2 separate regions of the Homo sapiens genome follow, and region 1 is linked to region 2. A link is an interaction called in ENCODE POLR2A ChIA-PET data of the cell type or tissue named here. Cell type or tissue: IMR-90. All regions are shown on one strand. Each heading gives the region's core, and the rest is flanking DNA. Links, peaks and the distances in the headings are about the cores only. Region 1 overlaps IRAK2 (interleukin 1 receptor associated kinase 2). Region 2 has its middle 15 kb from the start of FANCD2.

Region 1 (2,906 bases), core at 103-2,602, 230 kb after region 2:
GGTGAAACCCCTTCTCTACTAAAACACAAAAAAATTAACTGTGTGTGTCGTCCAGCCTGAGCAACAGAGTGAGACTCCATCTCAAAAAAAAAAAAAAAAAAAAAAAAAGCCAGGTGTGGTTGTGCACGCCTGTAGTCCCTGCTACTCCGGAGACTGAGGTGGGAGGATCACCTGAACCTGTGAGGTCAAGGTTGCCTTGAGCTGAAATTGTGCCACTGCACTCCAGCCTGGGCAACAAAGTGAGACCCTGTCTCGATAAAAAAAAAAGAAAAAAAAAAAAAGAAATGCTCATTACACTCAGGGCCTGATTCAGAAACCTGATTTAAGTGACTTTAAGAATTATAATAATAGTAACTTTCATTCAAGTCGCTCTTGTTTGCTTTCTGTTGAACATCAGTTACAGAAACTTCGTGGCAAATTGAGATCAATGAGGCCAAAAGGAAACTGATGGAGAATATTCTGCTCTACAAAGAGGAAAAAGTGGACAGCATTGAGCTCTTTGGCCCCTGATGACCGGAACACAGCTGAGGACCCTTGTCCTCAGTTGGAAAGATGAGCATCAGATCAAGAAAAAGGTCTGAGGCAGAATCCAAGATCTGCCAGGAAACACACAACAAAACATCTGCTGTCCTGGGTGGGAGGGAAACTTCATTTCACTGGAATGAGTTGGGAGAGAAAGGCCCTCAGCTTTTAGAGACACAAAAATCCATGAAGTCTCTTCCTTTCTGGGCTTTGTTAGTCAGAGCAGGGGATCAGAGGAGACTGAAGCAGAAACCCTGCACACGGGCCCAGGATGTGGCTGATTTTGTGGTTCCGGGGAGTATGTGATGATAATCACCCCCAGCAGATTCCATTACCTCAGCAGCTCTTGTTCCCCCGCCACTGGCAGTTCTGCAATGCCATAGCATTTTCCAGAGCTAAGATCTCTGGGTTGTATTTGCTGACAGCCTGCAAGCTTGCATGCTCTGAAAGATTTTTTTTAGTTTTTAATTTTTTTGTAGAGATGGGGTCTCGCTTTGTTGGCGCAATCCTCCCACCTCAGACTCCCAAAGTGCTGGAATTACAGTTGGGAGCCACTGTGCCTGGCCTGGAAGACTTTCAACTTGTGTCTCAGTGCAGTTCTTGACTCACCTCTCTGGGCCTCAGGTTCTACAAATGCCAGACACCTAGCGAAGAGCTCTGCAGGCTTTCCACTGCCTGTATTGGAAATCTTGCAATTCACATAATTATTCAGTCACTGCCTGGTACCTTTATCTTCCCATCCCACTAATGTTAGTGTTTTTTAATGGAGCTTTTATTCTGAGAATATGTGTTTGTCTGTTTGTTTGTTTTTTGAGACAGAGTCTCACTTTGTCACCCAGGCTGGAGTGCAGTGGCACGATCTCAGCTCACTGCAAGCTCTGCCTCTCAGGTTCAAGTGATTCTCCTGCCTCAGCCTCCTGAGTAGATGGGACTGTAGGCACCTGCCACTATGCCTGGCTAATTTTTGTGTTTTTAGTAGAGACAGGGTTTCACCATATTGGCCAGGCTGGTCTCGAACTACTGACCTCGTGATCTGCCCGCCTTGGCCTATCAAAGTGTTGGGATTACAGGCTTGAGCCACCGCACCCGGCCGAGAATATGTGTTGTTATTTATGACTGGATTATGAAGAATCAGGAGAATGCATTTCATGTCTGATTCTGCTGCTAATTAAGTCAATCATTTAATTTTTGGGACCTCAGTTTCTTTGTAAGTAAAATAACACCTGCTTGTTCTTCATCCCTGGGCTGTTGGGAGGAACAGATGAGACAGTGGCTATAGAAGCACTTGGAAAATGCACTTGTCCTGTTTTGTAAAATAAAAAGGTATTAAATGTGTATTTCTGCCATGTACCTAATGATTATTCAGTGCGTATATATCTGAAAAGTCATGTTGCAAATCTTTCTGTGAAACAGATGCTATTTTAAATTCACTGGGAGAAATATCCTATTTAAAGTAATCTATAGTAATTTCTTTTTATATAATAAAAATATATTTGTAAAGTCGACAGACAACTTGTAATTAGTTTTGTGTCTGGAAGAATTTGTTTAGAGAAGGCACTCTGTATCCTTGAGATGGGGTAGCAAAGAGCTAGGATCCTGGCTCTTACTGTTGACTGTTAATAGCTGCATGATCTTGGGCCCAGTTAGGGAGTTACTCTGAGGCTCTGTTTCCTCATCTGTACAATGGGAAAAAGAAAACGTACGCATCTTGTAGGGTTGTTGTTGGATGGGTCCTGCCTGGTGAAACATTTGGCAGCTCCCCAGTAAGGACAGCTTTGGCTTGATGTGTGATGTAGCTGAGCTGGGTCCCAGTCCAGGTGGACAGTGATCTATACAGACAGCCCTGTCTTCAGCTCTGGTGTCTGTGAGGATTCAAGGTGAATGTGCATTTTGTGCCCCAAATGGGACCTGGCCTGTTGCGAACACTTTACAATTATAAGCAGAGTGTTTCCAGGGCTGTTTGCGCAATAGAGGGCTGACACCAATAGGTTTGTGGTTATCCAGACATACTTACATTTCTAGACTAGGATTTCATATATTTTTGGAGAAGTCAGTAAATCCCCTTGGGACTTGGATGAAAGCTCTAGACCTTTGCTACATACAGACATACATACATATGCGTTCTGAGTCCATGAATTCCAGACCTTCATGGGCACCATGATGTCTTTTCATGGATCCCCCGTAGGGAAGCCCTGAATTATTTTTTTTTAGGTTAATAGAGGATTTAAAAATCTAAACAGTACAAAGGTTCCATGGTGAGAAGGCAGGCTTTTTCTCAATGGGATCTTAGTCTCCAGTTTCTTGTTCCCAAAGGCAACCACTGTCACTAGGTTGGAGTATCCTTCCAGAGGTGATGGAAAACAGAGGTGATGCTCAACTTAGTC
Region 2 (2,906 bases), core at 268-2,767:
CTAGAAGGTTGTGAAGGCCTCTAAGTGGGTCCTCCTGCTTCCCCATCTTCTAAGGCCCAGGCCTTTTTCAGAGCCTCCGTGGGTCCCACCCCTGCACCCATCACATGGTGTCTGGTCCCCCCTGCCTGCCTGGCTCACACCCCCCGCCTTCACCTACTGCCCTATTTTTATCCCTGGGACACCCCACTGGGCACTGCTCTTCCCTATCTTAAAAGACTTTCGGCCGGGCGCGGTGGCTCACGCCTGTAATCCCAGCACTTTGGGAGGCCGAGGCAGGCGGATCACAAGGTCAGGAGATCGAGACCATCCTGGCTAACACGGTGAAACCCCGTCTCTACTAAAAATACAAAAAAATTAGCTGGGCGTGGTGGCGGGCTCCTGTAGTCCCAGCTACTCCGGAGGCTGAGGCGGAGCTTGCAGCGAGCCGAGATCGCGCCACTGCACTCCATCCTGGGCAACAGAGCGAGACTCGTCTAAAAAAAAAAAAAAACTTTCACAGGCCTTGATCATCCCTTTTGTCAATCTAGTTAATGTCACCTCCTCAGAGAAGCCCTCCCTGAGCACCCCATCTGCAGTAGGTCACCCCCATCTTCCACCATCACTTTTCCTGGTGTTTCCGTCATAGCCCCCACCTCTATGGGGAGTTTTCTGCACTGATAGACTAGACTCCCTCCCCCACTCAGTGGCCAGCGTGTCTGTCTTCTCTGTCCCTGCACACAGCAAATGCTCAATGTTCACTTGTTGGCATGAATGAAACAGGAAGGCCCCTGAGGTGCTAGGACTGGGAGCCCTTCACCCCAGGTGAGGAAGGAGCCTTAGGGGGAGAGGACCCGAGTTAGTGCCCCCTCCCCACCCTGAGGGTCAGCCCGGGGCAGGGCTGGTCACTGCGCCTTGAGGAGCCTCTCCCCTATGCCCTTGATGGGTGGCCCGCAGGGGACGCGGCCGCACTCGGTCACCTGTGGTCCTGGAGCAGCCGCGCCCGGCGGGCGGCACTTAACGAAGGACAAACTCCAAAACCCAGGCCTCCAAAGGACCCATGGGAAGATCCGGGGGCTCAGGGGAGTGACCCCAAGCTGCGGGGGGTGACCCTCACCTGAGGCCTCTGGAGGCGCTGAGTGGGCCGGAAGCCGCGGGAGCCGCGGGACCCGCAGAGAGTGCCCGCCTGTGTTGGGGCAGCAGCGCCTGGAAGGAGGCGGCCCCGGCCGCCCGCAGAGCTCCGCCTCCCAGGCCGCGCTCTGTGTCTTTGTCCAGGCTGGGAGGGGCCGATGGCCGTTAAAAGCCCCGCCCGCCGCCGCTCGCCGCCGCCTGGCCCCACCCCCGTATCCATGGAGACCCGACGCCGCCGGACTGCCTGTCAGCTGCAGCTCGGTAGCCTGGGGCCCGCCCCGTTCGCCCGGTCTGTCTTCCGCGGGCCATGCTACCCAAGCTGACTCCGACTGGAGTCACTGGGATACCTGTCCACGCCTCCTCTCCTGGGCCACTTCCCTGCGGGGCGGGCAGTAGGGCAGGGCGGGGTGGGAATCTGTTGTACTCAGGGAAGGGAATTGCCCCCAGGCCCAGAGAGTTTGGAGCCTGGGGTACTGCCACCAACAGCCCAGAACTCTCCCAGCTGGGCACCACCCCCCCACACCCGCCGCCAGAGTCTTCCTGCAGCAAGGCTCTCTTCAGGAGGGGCTGTGAATGTTTCCCCGGGGTGGGGCTAAGCCAGAGCCCAGAGGTTAGCCCCTGGGGCACGGATCCCCCAGGTCACTCACTTCCCACGGGCTGCAGTGAAGGAGGCTCTGAGGGGAGGATGGCCGGTTTTTCCCCTGCAAGGGAAGGCATTCCTGCTCTGGGGACTGCCTCCCTCTCCCTCTTCTGCCAGCCACCGCAGAAACTTGGCCAAGCTGACCACTCTGTCAGTGATCTCTGCCAGGGAGGCTGAAAAACATCCAGCCCCACCCGTGGTCCCTTCCTGCCTCAGGCTATGTGACAGTATGACTGCCCACCTATTTCTTCGTTTCCACTGGAAACACTAGTAAAACAATTCCTCAGCCTCGACCCCAGGGAGTGGCCCCCACTAAACCAGCTGACGTGGGACCCCTGGGTCAATGCTGGCCAGAAGACACTGCTGACACCATACAGAGACCCTGGACACCTATGCCCCCTACAACCCTGGTAATGGTGGCCATGGGATTCCAAGCAGCACACATCTCGGAATCAATATTCTCCCCAACAAAAAATACATATGTGATTATCCCATGGCCACGTACCTAATCCTGGGGTAGAGAAAAGTACAGAGGAGGAAGCGCTCCATCATTGGAGCACAGCCCTTCCTCCTGGGGGTCCCACCTGTTCTTCCCCATCTGACAAAGTCTGCCTTCCTTGTGGAACCAAAGAGGGCTCAAAGGGAGCCAGCTGTTCCCACTTTTAATTTTTGACTGCCCAAGGACGGCGAGAAGTGAAGGCAGAAGACCACCATTCCTGCTCAGAACTCTTCCTGGGCTGGGGGTACCAGTGCCCTGCCATGGACATATGGGGCCTTGGCGTCATACTCTACCATATGGTGGCCGGGGCCCTACCCTTCTATTCAGGGAACACGATGGACCTCAAGAATCAAATTTTCACAGGAAGCTACCACGCCTCACCATTTTTTTTCCCTTCAACTTGAAAGATTCATTCAAAAGTTACTAACACTAGAACCCAGGGAGTGGCCCCCACTGAAAGAAGTTTTGAGGGACTGGTGGGTGAACTGTGGTTAGGAGATGCCACGGACAACATACAAAGAGCCATGAGCCAACATACCACCCAGCTCATGGTGGCCATGGGATTCCAGGCCAAGAACATCTCTGTGCCAATCAAAGAAAAAGCGTTTCACTATCCTATGGCCACCTACCTCATTTTAGAACAAACAAAAGAAGCAGTCC

What was found. Peaks named below come from ENCODE experiments on the same cell type or tissue, not always from the same donor. Only the 100,000 strongest peaks of a DNase experiment are listed, where the experiment ranks them.
Region 1: POLR2A ChIA-PET joins it to region 2 with 7 read pairs; 8 of 35 experiments call an interaction of 5 or more read pairs at or near these places.

The regions. Positions count from the first base shown.
Region 1 is chr3:10,241,719-10,244,624 of GRCh38, forward strand. IRAK2 (interleukin 1 receptor associated kinase 2) reads left to right here. Exons shown (of 13, transcript NM_001570.4): 13 at 398-2,027. The coding sequence ends at 510. Among named protein-coding and RNA genes, the nearest start is that of TATDN2, 5.3 kb to the right of the region's middle. RefSeq lists a silencer at 838-907. In IMR-90, for the core only: no CTCF peak of the experiment used is centred there; no DNase peak of the experiment used is centred there.
Region 2 is chr3:10,009,930-10,012,835 of GRCh38, forward strand. It overlaps a transcript of EMC3 not described here and the pseudogene MARK2P2. Among named protein-coding and RNA genes, the nearest start is that of FANCD2, 15 kb to the right of the region's middle. RefSeq lists a silencer at 1,190-1,419 and an enhancer at 1,218-1,743. In IMR-90, for the core only: no CTCF peak of the experiment used is centred there; a DNase peak (open chromatin) is centred at 1,302; H3K4me3 peaks cover 772 bases; H3K27ac peaks cover 469 bases.